Regions from separate parts of the Homo sapiens genome. Here region 2 is linked to region 1. Evidence: read pairs that join two places in POLR2A ChIA-PET (ENCODE). Cell type or tissue: B cell. All regions are shown on one strand.

The links. Peaks named below come from ENCODE experiments on the same cell type or tissue, not always from the same donor. Only the 100,000 strongest peaks of a DNase experiment are listed, where the experiment ranks them.
Region 2: POLR2A ChIA-PET joins it to region 1 with 5 read pairs; 10 of 35 experiments call an interaction of 5 or more read pairs at or near these places.

What each region holds. Positions count from the first base shown.
Region 1 is chr6:24,706,236-24,714,235 of GRCh38, reverse strand. C6orf62 (chromosome 6 open reading frame 62) reads left to right here. Exons shown (of 5, transcript NM_030939.5): 4 at 5,325-5,459; 5 at 7,974-8,000. Among named protein-coding and RNA genes, the nearest start is that of C6orf62, 8.9 kb to the left of the region's middle. In B cell, no CTCF peak of the experiment used is centred here; no DNase peak of the experiment used is centred here; H3K27ac peaks cover 3,277 bases.
Region 2 is chr6:25,035,501-25,043,500 of GRCh38, reverse strand. LOC102724765 (a long non-coding RNA gene) reads left to right here and starts at 7,360. Exons shown (of 2, transcript NR_187803.1): 1 at 7,360-7,519. It also overlaps a transcript of RIPOR2 not described here. In B cell, a CTCF peak has its summit at 755; DNase peaks (open chromatin) are centred at 280, 790, 1,250, 2,330 and 3 weaker places; H3K4me3 peaks cover 5,671 bases; H3K27ac peaks cover 7,202 bases.

The DNA.
Region 1 (8,000 bases):
GGGAAAATGGTTTCTGATAGTTTTATTTCACGAGTCTCCCCTATTTAGAATATTGTGATGCAAGAGAAGAAAGCGTTTGGATTATAGAATCTCTTGACAGTGTGGTGGTTCCACCTGCCCAGTGTGGCTTTGAAATTATGACTAGAGAAAATCTTTTAAAGTGGACATTTACTGATTTATAGAGGGGCCCACAGATGAGCTTCTGAGATCTGTAACTCTTGAAGCCTTCACCACACATCCTTCTAAAACCGTATATTTAACTGCTGCTTCCCAAAGGAATGTGATCTGAAATGGGTGAAGAAATCATTTTGTAGAAGTTGATCTGTATATAAAATTATAGAAGAAAGAAGTAAATTTAGTAGTCATTCTTAACCTTAAAATCTTGCTGACTTTTGACTGTTTGTCATGGTATACTAGACATTGCTCAAGTGAATCCCCCCTCTAGTGTTAAGGGCATTTACTCATGTTGAACCTAGTTTTATTTACAGTATATTTGTATGCATAGAAGATGGAGGTCCACCAAAGTGTTAATTATGCTTAGTTGTAGGTCAGGTATAGCTAACTTTCCTTTTTTAATATATATATTTACATTTGTGTTTCCTTTATAATTTATGGCATAGATTGCCACGATTTTCTTAAGTATACTTTTATAATCAGAAAAATGATATTAAGGACTCATTTTAAGTACACTAAATCAAATATTAGAAGGCTTCTTTATTTTAAGCTAATTGTGAGGATTATTTGTCATTTAAAACTTTTGCTTCTACTTATTACCCTGAAGTATCTTTGTGGTGCTTATGTTTTTCACAGACTGTATAAATTGATATACTCTCCCGCCCCATGGTAATGTTGCTACACATAAGCTCTAATAATTATCATTTTTAATGTTTTAAGATTAATTCAACTAAGTTTTAAAAATAATCCATTGGTTACATACATAAGAAAGTACTGTATACAGATTCCCCTGACTTATAATGGTTCGACTTAAGATTTTTTCAACTTTACCATGATGTGAAAGCCATATGAATTCATTGTGCTCCTCGATTTATGATGGGACTACATCCAGGTGAAGTCATTGTAAATTGGAATTGTTGTAAGTTCAAAAGTCACTTTTTGATTTAAAATACGTGTAACTTACACTGGGTTTATCAGGATGTAACATCACAAGTCGTGGAGCATCTGTATTTCGGTCATTTAATGGATGATATCTGACTGAAGGGAGAAAATGAATATAAAAGGCATGAAAACAGGAATAGAAAAGGCATGTTTAAAGTTCTCAGCGCAGGGCTGATAACTCTAGCTGCTCTCTGGAGGTGGTGTTAGGATTTTGTTGTTTTTTAGTTAAGGATTTCCCACTGGAAAAATGTAGGTCTGCTTATTACAGTATGTTTTCAAATTTCTAATACCCTGCCTTTCCCACTGGGACCTTATTTGAAATAGTTGAGTTAACTTTAGTCTTGTGTCAAATAGTACTCTTTGAAGTCATGGCTGATGTTTATTGAGAGTTGACTGTACTAGTTTCAGCTTTTTTTTTTTTTTTTTTTTGAGACAGAGTCTCACTCTGTTGCCAGATTGGAGTGCAGTAGTGTGATCTTGGCTCACTGCAACCTCCTCCTCCTTGCAACCTCTGCCTCCGCCTCCCTGGTTCAAATGATTCTCCTGCCTTAGCCTCCCGAGTAGCTGGGTCTACAGGGACATGCCACCACGCCCAGCTAATTTTTGTATTTTTAGTAGAGACGGGTTTTCACCATGTTGGCCGGGATGGTCTCGATCTCTTGACCTCGTGATTCACCCGCCTCGGCCTCCCAAAGTGCTGGGATTACAGGTATGAGCCACCATGCCCGTCCTTTTTTTGAGACAGGGTCTTGCTCTGTCGCCCAAGCTGGAGTGTGGTGGCGTGATCTTGGCTCACTGCAACCTCTGCCTCCCAGGTTTGAGCCGTTCTTGTGCCTCAGCCTCTTGAGTAGCTGGGATTATAGGCGCATGCTATGACACCCAGCTAATTTTTGTATTTTTTTTGTAGAGACGGAGTTTTGCTATGTTGGCCAGGGTGGTGTCCTTGACCTCAAGTGATCTGCCTGGCTTGGCCTCCCAAAGTGGTGGGATTACGGGTATGAGCCACCACACTTGGCCTTAGACTTTCTCTTACTTTATATATATTTAATCTCAGTCCTTAAAATAACTGGGTAGATAGGAAGAAACTGAGACAGAAATTAGGTAAATAAGGCCCAAGGCAGTTAAATAGGATAAAAGCCTGGACTGACTGTGCTTTTAACTCACTACCCTGTACTGTGAAAATTTACCTATATTAATTATAGAATCTTAAAATTCTGGACTGAGTGTAAGCAGTATGATGTAGGTAATGACTTTAGAATTCAACTGCAGTAAGTAGGTTAATATTGTAAGAACTAATTTGCTTTTCTGAAGTAATTTAAAATGTGTGAATATCCTATATGAGGGGCCTTAAATATAACTCACTCAGTTCTTTCTCAAAGAAAATGAGAAAAGGAATGGTAAATGTTAACTTGCAGGCCTCTTTTTTTTGTTTTTTGTTTTTTGACTCTTAAAGCACTTTACTTATTTTTAAAATTTAATTAATTTTTTGTAGAGATGGGGTCTCACTTTGTTGCCCAGGCTGGTCTTGAACTCCTAGGTTCAAGTGATCCTCTTGCCTCAGCCTCCCAAAGTGCTGAGATTACAGGTGTGAGTCACCGTGCCTGGCCTTTTGAAGCACTGTAAAACCTGAATATATGGGTAGTGAGGATATAATCGGAACCAGAATAAGGATTGTTTTTAAATACTGAGTTCTTCAGTGTACTGTGAAGTGCTGGGAGGTACTACTAAAATGTATCTCTTCTTTTCTCTTCATTATTAATGCTACTGCCAAGGTTAGCTCCTCCCCTGACTGTTAGAATATTTCGTTACTTCTGTGGGAATTACTTCTTTCATGCTGCTTATGAGAAGTTGTGTGTGTGTGTTTGTGTGTGTGTGTGTGTACCATTTCTTTTCAGATAAGTGGATATTCAATATGATAGAATTGAAATGCTAAAGAACTATAAGGAAGGCCTTTTTCAGTCTCACTCAAACCTTTTTTCAGTGTGGTTACCGGTTCTTGCACCCACCCTGGTTGCTTACCATATTGCAGCTTTGTTACTTGAATAGTATTTCAGTTTTTAACACATTTGTTTTTGTGTTGGTTCTGTTTCCTAGTATGGCTGTTTTTTTTGTTTTGTTTTGAGATGGTGAGATGGGGTATTACTCTGTCATCCAGGCTGGAGTGCAGTGGCATAGTCATGGCTCACTGCAGCCTTGAACTCCCAGGCCCAAGTGATCCTCCCACCTCAACCTCATGAGTAGCTGGGACCACAGGTGTGCACCCCATGCCCAACTAATTATTTTTGTAGAGATAGGATCTCACTGTGTTGCCCGGGCTGGTCTCAAACTCCTGGCCTCTAGTGATCCTCCCGCTTTGGACTCCCAAAGTGCTGGGATTATAGGTCTGAGCCACCATGCCCAGTCAGCGTTTATCAGATTACTTACCATTACTACTTTGTCCTGGGGAAATCCTCTTAATCTTTAAAGGCGCAATCCAAAATCATAATGTTCCCGTGTTACTTACTGTTACTTTTTTTTTTTTCTCCTATAGTGGTTTGATGATAAGAACCCAATTTGGGCCGGGCGCGGTTGCTCACGCCTGTAATCCCAACACTTTGGGAGGCTAAGCCAGATGGATCACCTGAGGTCGGGAGTTTGAGACCATCCTGACCAACATAAAGAAGTCCTATCTCTACTAAAAACACAAAATTAGCTGGGCGTGGTGGTGCATGCCTGTATTCCAGCTACTTGGGAGGCTGAGGCAGAAGAATCGCTTGAACCCAGGAGGCGGAGGTTGCAGTGAGCCGAGATCGCGCCATTGCACTCCAGCCTGGGCAACAAGAGCGAAATTCCGTCTCAAAAAAAAAAAAAAAATTGGAGTTTTACAGATAACCACATCTTATTCTGGGAAAGGATTTGAAGCAAGTTGGGTTTTATATTTGGCTGTACTTGTCCTCTTCAGCAGTATAATAAGCCCCTTAAGGCTGAAGTAACCTTATTCCTATTGTTTAGTAGCTAATAGCATGCTTTTGATATGCTTATGATCATACTAATAATTTAATATTTGAATTGTATGGAAGTACAATTCAGTATCATTTTACATATGGTATATTGTGATGCTGTATCATATTTTATGTTACGGTTTATAAGAAAAGCTCCTAGGTATAAAATGCTACATAGCAGGAACTTGGTTTTTCAATGTTATTATTTCCTACTGTTTTTGACGTAACGGCAATAAAATTTGTTTGAACCAAAATGGACTAACAATTATTTGTACAACTCAGTATTGTCTAAATATCATATTGTTAAATCTAGGTTTCTTGAATTCTCCATCAAGCCTGGTCATGTCATGTAGCATTTGGTGTCTCACCATGCCCAACAGATATTTTGTGGGAGGATGGAGTTGATCTTCCTCATGTTAAAAGATTGAAGGGAGTGTTCTGACTTAATTGATAACAGTCTTTCATAACTTCACAAATTTTTGAGAATGACCCAAGGCTAACTGTGGGAAAAATTCACATAAAAACATAGCCTATCTATGAGGAGCAAAACTATATTTCAGTTGTGGGCTTTACATTTCATTTAACCCTCTTAACTGTCCTGTGAAATGGGTTACAGCCTTATTTTATAGATGAGGAAGCTGAAGTTTAAGGGATTTGCATACGGTCACGTAACTAGTGAGTTGTGCAGCTAGGGTTAGAATAAACAGATTTATTTTTTTTTTTTCTTAGAAACAGCAATTAACAATGTGACTCCTAATCAAAAGAAAAGAGATGTCCTTGGGGCTTAAAGTACTATGGTGGGAGTCTTGGACTGAGTAGGTTTGAAAATACAATTTTATGATCGTGGAGTACTAGGATTTAGTCATTTTGATGCAGAGCATTTCCTGATCAACTGCTGTTGTGGAGTGTACTGTCCAATAGAATTCTCTACAATTAAGGAAATGTTCTGTATCTCAAGAGATTGTTCTTAATGGTGGCCAGTAGTCATGTGACCGTTGAGCATTTGAAATGTGGCTAGTGCTACTGAAGAATGGAATTGTAAATTGCTTTTAATCTAAATTTTGCCTGTGATATTATTGGCTGTGGGTTTGCCAAAATTTGTTTTTTTAAAGAGGAAAAGATAACGGACTGTTGGCTGCTTTATTGGACAGCACAGCTAGCATATAGATGCAGATAGGTAGTATAACTTGTTTGTAGTTTAATATAAATGTTGTATTTTGTAATTAGGCCAAATTTGAGTTTCATCATGGTGACTATGAAAAACAGTTTCTGCATGTACTGAGCCGCAAGGACAAGACTGGAATCGTTGTCAACAATCCTAACCAGTCAGTGTTTCTCTTCATTGACAGACAGCACTTGCAGGTAAGCAGCTTTTTTGAAAACCACTTACAGGCTCATTCAAAAACTTATTGGTTAGTAAACGTTTTATATACAAGTTACTTAATTGTTGTGTCCCCCAAACACTGCATTATTTTTGAAGTTATTTAAAAAGCAAAAAATAGGCTGGGCATGGTGGCTCATGCCTGTAATCCCAGCACTTTGGAAAGCCGAGGCGGGCATATTGCTTGAGCTCAGGAATTCCAGACCAGCCTGGGCAACATGACGAAACCCCATCTCTACAGAAAATATAAAAACTAGCCAGGCATGGTGGCGTGTGCCTGTAGTCCCAGCTACTGGGGAGGCTGAAGGGGGAGGATTGCTTGAGCTTAGGAGGCTACAGTGAGATCTTGTCACTGCACTCCAGCTTGAATGACAGAACGAGACCCTGTCTCAAAAAATAAAATGAATTTTTAAAAAAGTATTTCCCAGGCCTCACTGTAGAACAATGGTTCCCAAATTTTGCTGCATGTTACAGCAACCTGGCAAGCCTTTTTTTTTTTTTTAAACGGGAAAAAACCCACCTCCTTCGAAGCTTTTAAAAGTCATGATTCTAGTGAACAGTAGTGAGAACTATTGCCCTAAAGCGTGTCTACCAGATGTGTGGGCAATGGATGAACATCACTTGAGAACTTGTTAAAAATATAGACTCTCAGGCTCTACTAATCAGAGTCTGCACTTTAAACAGAACCCTCAGGTGATTTGAAACACACTTTGTTTCCAGAAGCACTGACCTGGACGTTTTTTTTTTTCTTGAGAGGGAGTCTCTGTCGCCCAGGCTGGAGTGCCGTGGCGCAATCTCAGTTCGCTGCAAGCTCCACCTTCCGGGTTCACGCCATTCTCCTGCCTCAGCCTCCCGAGTAGCTGGGACTACAGGTGCCCGCCACCACGCCCAGCTAATTTTTTTTTTTTTTTGTATTTTAGTAGAGACAGGGTTTCACCATGTTAGCCAGGATGGTCTCAATCTCCTGACCTCATGATCTGCCTGCCTTGGCCTACCAAAGTGCTGGGATTACAGGCGTGAGCCACCGCAACCGGCTGACTTTTTAAATCTAAAAGGATGAGGGACATATATTTAAAAGATCCACATTTATTTCAAATAAGCACTTCCATTTGGGCACAGTGTCTCACACTTGTAATCCTAGCATTTTGGGAAGCCGATGGGGGAGGATTGCTTGAGTCCAAGACCAGCCTGGGCAACAGAGTGAGACGACATCTCTACAAAAAATCAAAGAAATTAGCCGGACATTGTGGCGTGTTCCTGTGGTCCTAGCTACTCTGGAGGCTGAGGCAGGGGAGAATCACTTGAGCCCAGGAGTTTAGAGTTGCAGTGAGCCATGGCACCAACACACTCCTGCCTGAGTAATGCAGCGAGACCCCATCTCAAAAAAAAAAAAAACACCGCCAACAACAAATAACCACTTCCCAGTTAAGCAGCAATCCAAGTATTGCAATTTAGTTTTTAGATGCAGCCACTTGCTGGCTGTATGATCTTGGACAGGTAACTGCTGTGAGCATGTTGCTTCTGTGAAATTGAACAAATGATAATCCTAAGGTTGTTAAATTTAACGTAAGGTTGTTACATTTAAAATTAACTAATACAAGTAAAGTATATTACATATGTATAGGTTTATTTACATTTGTAGGCTACTTCAGACATCTTCAAAGTCAGAGTCCTTATTTTGCCTTTTAGAGGTGCTAGATAGTGAAGAAAAGATGAACTTTGTAATTAAGTTGGATGTTCAAATGGTAACTACTTTTTAAAAATAAGGGTTTTGATTTAACTGGTAATACTTTGGCTTTTTTCTAGTCCCTTACCCCAGGATATGCTTAAATCTTTTATTTATTTTTTGAGACAAGGTCTCAACTCTGTCACCACGCTGGAGTACACTGGCATATGGATCATGGCTCACCGCAGCCTTGACCTCCTGGGCGCAGGTTATCCACCTCAGCTTCCCGAGTGGCTGGACTACAGGCGTGTGCCACCACATCCAGCTAATTTTTATATTTTTTGTAGAGATGGGTTTTCGTCATGTTGCCCAGAATGGTCTTGAACTCTTGGGCTCAAGCAATCCTCCTGACTCAGCCTCCCAAAGTGCTGGGATTACAGGTCTGAGCCACCACACCCAGCCTTAAATTTTTACCTATTCCTTCATCCTCTCACTAGCTTCTATTCTTACCACATCTGCTTTATCTTCCTCTATATAAAAATGACTTCAAACTTCTCAAAATCTGTCCCCATGAAATGCCTTTAGCTTTAATTTCTTCTAGCAAGTAGTCTCTGGTTTACTTCCCTAACTTTTTATCTTCTAATTCTGCATAAATTTTTCCTTTATCTTATATGGCAAGATTTTGTCTGTCTAGAATATGGATAGGGACTACAATTTGTCCCTTACTCTGTATGTTAAGATGTTTAATAAATTGTGGGAAATGGACTTCATGTGACAGTTACGCTAAAGTCTTATTTTTAAAAAATATTAAAATGTTTTCCCCTTCCAGACTCCAAAAAACAAAGCTACAATCTTC
Region 2 (8,000 bases), 330 kb before region 1:
TTGATCAATAACTGTTTGTTCTCTGGAGCAATCTGACATTGCACAGAGGAAAAGCTTGGAACAAAGTAAGCAATCAATGTACTGAGCTTCCCCTGCCAGGGGCAGCTTTAGAATGTCTATGTAAGAGAGTCTTCAGCCACATATTTGGAAGAGGCTGTAGCACCTAAGTGTGGTATTATAGCCAACATAATGTATTTAGTTAGAGTGTATTTTTACTTGGGGAATTTTGAGGAGGAGCTGATGGAGATTTAGGGGGCTGACTAAAACTGCCCCAAACCACCCCTTGATGTACCACTTCCCCATGTAAACCCCTGTATGTTGCAGCTCAGAAAGAGGAATATACAGTTCTCGCCACCAAGAAGCTTACTCAGTATTTGAATGTGGGCAATTTTTTTTTCTTTTCTCTTTTTTCTTCATACAGTCTTTCTCTGTTGCCCAGGCTGGAGAGCAAAAGTGCAATCATAGCTCACTGCAACCTTGAACTCTTCCCTCAGGCAATCCTCCTGCCTCAGCCTCTGGAGTAGCTGGGACTATAGGCACACACCACCAAGACCAACTAATTTTAAAATTTTTTGTAGAGATAGGGTCCTGCTGTGTTGCCCTGGCCTCAAGTGATCCTCCCACCTCAGCCTCCCAAAGCGCTGAGATTACAGGTGTGAGCTACTTCATCCAGCCTGGATGCGTGCTTTAAAAGAAATCAGAGAACAAACAAAACGCCTAACAAATTTGGGCAGTGCAGACATGGGCCACCTGCAGGTGAGAGCAATAGGTGCGTGGAGGACAGCCCCATGTCTATGGCTTCAGGAAAGCCTCATGTAAAATGAGGCTTTGAAGTATGAACTAGTAGGTGAGGGGCAAGTGTGATCGTAGGTGGAGAAAAAGAATGGGTGAGAAAATTCAAATAGACATATTTGAAGACAGTGCACTGGGCAGATTAACTGGTGAAAAAGAAAGTATGAAATCACTTATGTTGGTTATCACCGAATCATTCTTTCAGTCAACAAATATTTATTGCTCACCTACCAAGTGCCAGGCACTATATTAGATACCGGAGACCCAGCAGTAAATAAATCATACGCCCTAAAAGGTAAGGGGTGTTGCTCTGATTCAGCTCTAGCAGCAAAGCTCTGCTCTTCATTTCTGCCTACAGAGAGGGATTCCCATTTCAGCCCATTCCTGCGTGCAGTCAGACACACCTGCCCTCCCCCTGCCATTGCACGGCTCCTCTGACGCGAGGGCAGACACAGGAGCCCGGTGATCGTCTCTGCTTGAATAAATTACCGCCCCATCATCTTCATGCATAAAACATGGCACAGGAGGCTAGGGCAGCCCAGCACAGCAGCTGCCTTCGGGCCAGTCGGAAGTTAAGGGAAGGAAAGGCAAGGCAAGTTACAAGATAAAAGAAGTCAACGGAAGCCTCAAATACTCTTTTTTTTTTTTTTAAGAAAAGAACAAAAAGGGGGGGGTTAAGTTTTCTTTTTCATTTTTATACGTCTGGACTTAACTTCCAGGATAGCTGCAAGACCCTTTTGTTCCTTTGCCATGAGCAGGTTTTAGGCCGCTCTGTTGGGACCATGGTGTTACCTTCGCGATTACACTGGATCAGAAACAGGCCATGGAGGGACAGGATCCGGAGGCGCCAGCTCAACCGTGAGTGTCCCGTCTGGTGTTACCTACTCTCTGCCTTTGTTTTCCACACTTTCCCGCAACACACTCATTTCTTGCCCTCTGCAAATCTTCTCCAATCTTTCCCCCTTCCTCCTCTCTTCCACTTTCCTGTGCTCCGTTTTCCAATGGACTTTGGTATTTTTTTACCGACTCTCTCTCTTCCTATTTCCTTCCCAGCCCTATCCTAATTAGAGGTAACTAGATACATTTTGTTTCAAGTGGTGAGCAAGACAGGGCCACAGGGCCTCTTTTCTTTATTTCTCCAACCAGATGGAAAATACAAATAAATATTTACATCGGTCAAGGAGTCATGTGAATTGGAATTTTTGTTTATTACAGTGGGGAAAAAAATGGAACATCTGAATCAAACAGGTTATCAGCAGTGTCGCTAGATGAGGTGAAATTCAAGGATCAGTGAGTCATATTTCCTTTAAAGGGCCCAATTGTATGCTTCTTAAATTATCAAACTCACAACTGAGTAGACAGGAACTCTAACCAAAAGGGAGTTTTTAGTGCTGGAGTAATCTGAGAATGAAAAAGCATTTCCTATGTATGCCAAGACCATTTCTCATGAACAAGTAACAAATTTGTGTGTGTCTGTTTTTAGAGATGTTTATTTATCTCAGATGTCAGCAAATTCAAATGGGTGGAGGGCTGGGCTGCTAAGAAGAATGAGTGAAAGGGGTCTGTTTTCACAGGGGTAAGGAATAGTTCACTTTCTTCCTGTCTCTGTTGTGAGAAAAATGATAGTGAAAGCATGATGATAAATGACAACTGACATTTGGCCTCAATATGAGGTAGCAATAGGCAGTGGTAGAGGGTGCAGCAAATGGGGAAATATGTGTCCCATCATAGTGGGGCACCCACCATTCAATGCCATCAGATTGTTTCCATGAGGAATGGGGTAGAGGTTGGTGGATTTTCCAATTTTTCAAAAAAAGCAGGCAGATGCGGTAGCTCATGCCTGTAATCCCAGCACTTTGGGAGGCCAAGGCGGGAGGATCATGACGTCAAGAGATCGAGACCACCCTGGCCAACATGGTGAAACCCTGTCTCTACTAAAAATACAAAAATTAGCCGGGCGTGGTGGTGGACGCCTGTAATCCCAGCTACTCAGGAGGCTGAGGCATGAGAATCACTTGAACCCAGGAGGTGGAGGTTGCGGTGAGCTGAGATCGTGCCATTGCACTCTAGCCTGGGCAACAACAGCGAAACTCTGTCTCGAAAAAAAAAAAAAAAAGCAAGAAACACTAATTTCTATGTGAAAGCTCTCAAGTTTAAATGTTGGCAGTTTATTCTTTGAATTTTAAATATGTAATACCAATGTTCTGAGGCAACGTGTGACAACTGTGGACCACCAGTAGCCAAGCCCTGGTTTATGTGCTAGGTGTTGTTCTCATTAGAAGTCCATCACACAGGCCGGGCGCGGTGGCTCACGCCTGTAATTCCAACACTTTGGGAGGCCGAGTTGGGCAGATCACCTGAGGTGAGGAGTTGAAGAGCAGCCTGGCCAACATGGTAAAACCCCATCTCTACTAAAAATACAAAAATTAGCCAGGCGTGGTGGTGGGCACCTGTAATCCCAACTACTCAAGAGGCTGAGACTGGAGAATCGCTTGAACCCAAGAGGCGGAGATTGCAGTGAGCGGAGATTGTGCCATTGTACTCCAGCCTGGGCGATGAGCGAAACTCCATCTAAAAAAAAAAAAAAAGTAGAAGTCTATCACACAGTGTTCTTTATGCCTAGATGCCTAGTTATATGTTGGCAACTCTTCCTTATGTGTTAAAAGCCCCTGGTATAGACAATTAAATTAAGATGAATGAGTGGCTTAGGAACATGTATCCAAAATAGTCACAGTCTACTAGTTTCGGAGGCAAGCTGAGCTGGTTGGATTCCAAATGACAATTCAAAGACAAGCAAACAATTTGCATCAAGCAAAATACTTCTTTTTCTTTGATATAATTGAAGAAGCCATCAGTTTTCTCTGGGCCTTTACCTTCTTGATCATGTTTCTTTTACTTGCGCGTACCTTAAATTTAAATTCCAGTTTTTATGAAACTTCATTCTATATCTGTAGGAAATTAGTTGTGATCCTAAGTTTTAATCCAATACCTCCGTTATGGAATCCGTCACTGAGAAAAGCTGGATTATGGATCTGCATGGTTTCACTAGTATGGATGGGAAGTCGGCCTATACTCTTAAAATAAGAGTTATCAGAAAAGCCTGCTTTACTACAGAAATTTCACTTAAATTTTGAGACTAACATCTGAATACTGTGCTGATTTCTGCATGGTTTTAATATGAAATGATATATTAATAGATGTTGAATGTAAGCTCAACATTAAGCAGGCTGGTCCTGACCTCTTTGGCATAATGCCTAAGGAGGGAATTCTGATATTCTTCCAGGATGGTCAAGAGCCCTGCTGCATGAGAGTCAGTGTGAGTTAGAAACAGGAACAGGATCAAGTGACATTTTTGGAGGGTTGCATTTTCCAACTCACAAAAGACCTGTGCATGTTTGCAGGCAGCGAATCAGAGAAAGTGGAAAGGGAGAAAGAGTGAAGACACCTGCGAGGGAAGGACGCTTATCACTGCAAATGTCAGCCTGCAAGGGTGGCCCTCAACAATATTTTGCAGCTGCTAAAATCTGCTTTGATAACGTTTCCTGTCTTCTTTCTCTGAAGCTTTTCTCATAGGTCAGCGTTTCCTCCAACTTGGGGACTCAAGTTATATAATCCTTTGGGGTTATTTTGTCATTAAGAAAAATAAATTAGTAAACCCCTTTTCTTTAAATACACAGAGGGACCTTGAATGGCGATAGGAGGGACATGTGCCACCACTGTCCATTTCCATGCCCATGCAGACATTGGTAATCAACCACAGCTCTCTCCTTTTTCCCCACGGGGGCCAGGCCCTGGCTTGGAATCCTTTCTAATATAGTGCCTTAAGCTGCCATGTCTAATCAATTAGAATTGCCTCACTGGTTGAAATTTATGTTTGTTTTCTAGTGCTTTGTAACAAATTACCACAAGTTTATTGCCTTAAAACAACATACATTTTTTATCTCACAGCTTCCATGGGCATGAATTAGCTGGATTCTCTGCTCAGGGTCTCCCAAGGCTGCAATGAAGGTGTTCTCTGGGGCTGCAATCTCATCTAAGGCTCAGGGTCTCCTTCCAAGCTCAATGGTTGTGGGCAGAATTTAGTTCCTTGCAGTTGTAGGCCTGAGGCCTTCAGCAACTAAAGGCCACCCATTGTTCTCTGCCACATGACCCTCTCCATAACATGGTAGTTTGCTTCCTCAAGGCCAACAAGGGTCTTTTGCTGCTTATAGACTCTTCTTTAAAGGGCTCACCTGATTAGGTCAGGCCCACCCAGGATAATCTCTCTTTTGATTAGTTAAAAATTGACTGATCAAGGACTTTAATTACATTTGAAAAATCCCTCATTTTTGCCATATAACATAATCTAATCACAGAAGTAAAATCTCATCATATTTATACCCAAGGTTCAAGAACTATACAGAACCTGTATGCCAAGGGGCAAGAATCGTGGGGCCATCTTCAAATTCTGCTTACTACAAAACCTAATTGTCATCTTTGCAATAGAACTTCGATTTTGAGCTACTGGAAAGCTTTAGGTTTTTTGTTTGCTCATTTGTTTGTTTTTGTTTTACTTTTTATTATGAGAATTTTCAAACATTCAGTAAAGTTGAGAAAATAGTATAATGAATCTTATATATCTATCACCTAAATTTAACAATTATTAACATTTTGCCATATTTGCTTCATCTAATTTCCTGTTGAAACATTTAAAAATAAATCAGACATTATGACATTTTAGTAAGAGCGTCTCTAAAAAATAAGTACATTTTTCTACATAACTGCGTAATAAAATTAACAATGATCCCCACATATTATTTAATACCCGGACCATATTCAAATCTCCCCAGGTGAGAACAAATCCTTAATAAGCTCTGCATGCCTGTAACCCTTAGTAAAATACCTGGTACCTCATCTACTCAATAACCGTTTGGGTTCCATCAAAATTAAACTCATAGTAAAGCAATGGATCCCAAAGTTCATCTTCCCTAAGCCTTCCTCACTTCTTCCTTTCACCCCCAGAATCTGTAATGAAATATTTATTTTCTTTTCTAGTCCATAGCAGTGTAGTAAAAAAATAATAATAATAATCAAACCAAGGTATGAGAACGGTAATATGTTACCCTTCTTAGGGATATTTGAATTTTAAAAGAGGCCAAAGGTCACTACAAAGACACACATGTGTGATACTGAGCAGACATTCGGGAGAAGGACCTATCTGGTGTCCTGTAAACCCTGTCAAGCTGCTTACCTGTGACCTGCCCAGGTAAAGAGGAGTATAGACACAGCAACAGCCCGTGGGTGCCTGGGCCTTCTACATGATGACAGCAGGGTCAGGGCAGGGCACGGGAATGAGGGGTGGGCACAGATAACTGAATGCCCCGAGAGCCTTTCTTTCCTTTAGTCTGCCACAGTTGGGGTGGGCGATTAAAGGAAAGAAACCCTGAAAAGTATATAAGCTTTGACAACCAGGAGATTTGGCTTCAAATCCTGCTTCTACAACTTCTTAGCTGTTGGCCTGTGGGCAATTTATTCCACCTCCCTGAATGCCCACTTCCTCAACCTTAAAATGCTTATTACAGTAACACCCACCTCCCATTGTTATTGGAGGGGATTAAAAGACATAAAATATGTCAAGTGCCTAGCACAGTTCCTGGCAATGTAGCTATTGGGAGCTGAGGGCCTAAAAATGGTAATAGTGGCATTTGAGGCAGTATGAAGGGCTTACCATTGCCACCTCCACATTTTTTCCCAAAATAATGGGAGACATGTCATACTGGAGAAGGCATCCCCATCTTCCTCAGCCAGGCACCCTACCCTCACATTCAGCTGGCTTACACCACACCACACAGGAGGCAACACAGATACACTAGGGAAAAACTGATCTTGGCCCCTAGGGGTGTGACTCCTGTTCTTCTGGGAAAATGGAGTGTTTGCCCCCACAGAGGATCTCCAGGCTATTTTCAGTACAAGTAAATGCAACCAGATGACAGAGCCCACTTGGAACTTGTTTCGCCTCTTTAAAAAGTTGAACTCTAGCCTAGCGTGGTGGCTTACACCTGTAATTCCAATGCTTTGGGAGGCTGAGGTGGGAGGATCACTCGAGGCCAGGAATTAGAGACCAGCCTGGCAACATAGCAAGATCCTGTCTCTATAAACATTTTTTTTTAAGTTAGTGGGCATGGTGGTGTGTGCCTGTAAACCCAGCTACTCAGGAGGCTGAGGCAGGAGGATTGATTGAACTTAGGAACTGGAGGTTACACTGAGCTATGATCATGCCACTGCACTCCAGCCTAGGTGACAGCGCAAATGCTGTCTCAAAAAACAAAACAAAACAAAACAAAAACCCGTTGAACTCTGTTAGGTAGAGCTTTGATGGAGGCAGCCACTGGTTAGCACTTTTTGTGGACTCCAATCAGAGGAATGGAAATGAGTTTTCTCTGTCCCACTGAAAAGACAACAGTGACAAAGCTGATATGCACTTGAGATTAGGGAATCTGCTGTCTCAGAGATACCACTGGCGACTTCCTCCCAGTGTCAATGTGACTTAATTGTCTTGTTCTGCTTCGCCGGCCATTCTCCTGACTCAGTGTGATGGCATTCTTAATTGTGACTGGGCAAGGGGACCTGGTCAAGCAGCAGTCTGAATCCCACAGACGATGCCCTGGACTGTGGTTGGGGCTGTGGGACTTCGAAGGAGGGCTCTCCTGTCTGCCACCATCCTGGGTTGACAATTCTACACAAGGAGGTAAGAACCCAGCTGGCTATTCCTCACTGCACGTGCAGCTCTGGAAGGCACTCTGATTCATAGAAACAGTCTTAGATTTTCTTCTAAATACCACTGTCTTCAGATGAGAACCTGAAGGCAAGATCTCAGGGAGACAGAGGGGCCCGGGATAGGAAGAATATGTGGGCACCTCTCCCACAGTCCTCCATCTGCACAAGGCTACCCACTCTGCAGATGGCCCCTGCTTGCAGAGAGATCCAGCGTCAATTTACAGAGCAGCCCAGCTTCCTATCAGCTTTCTGTCCTGGCTCACCTGTTATCTGGCAAGGGTCAGGCCTTGACCACACTCATGTTTCTCCCCCGGCCTCCTCCACTCTGGGATTTTGTACCGGTATGGGGAGGCACTACGGTTGCAGATTTAGCTTTTCAGCGTGGATACAAGCACCCAAGTGTCCCAGACCACAGCAGAAACCGTGTTGCTGCCGTTTCCAACCTGCTGATT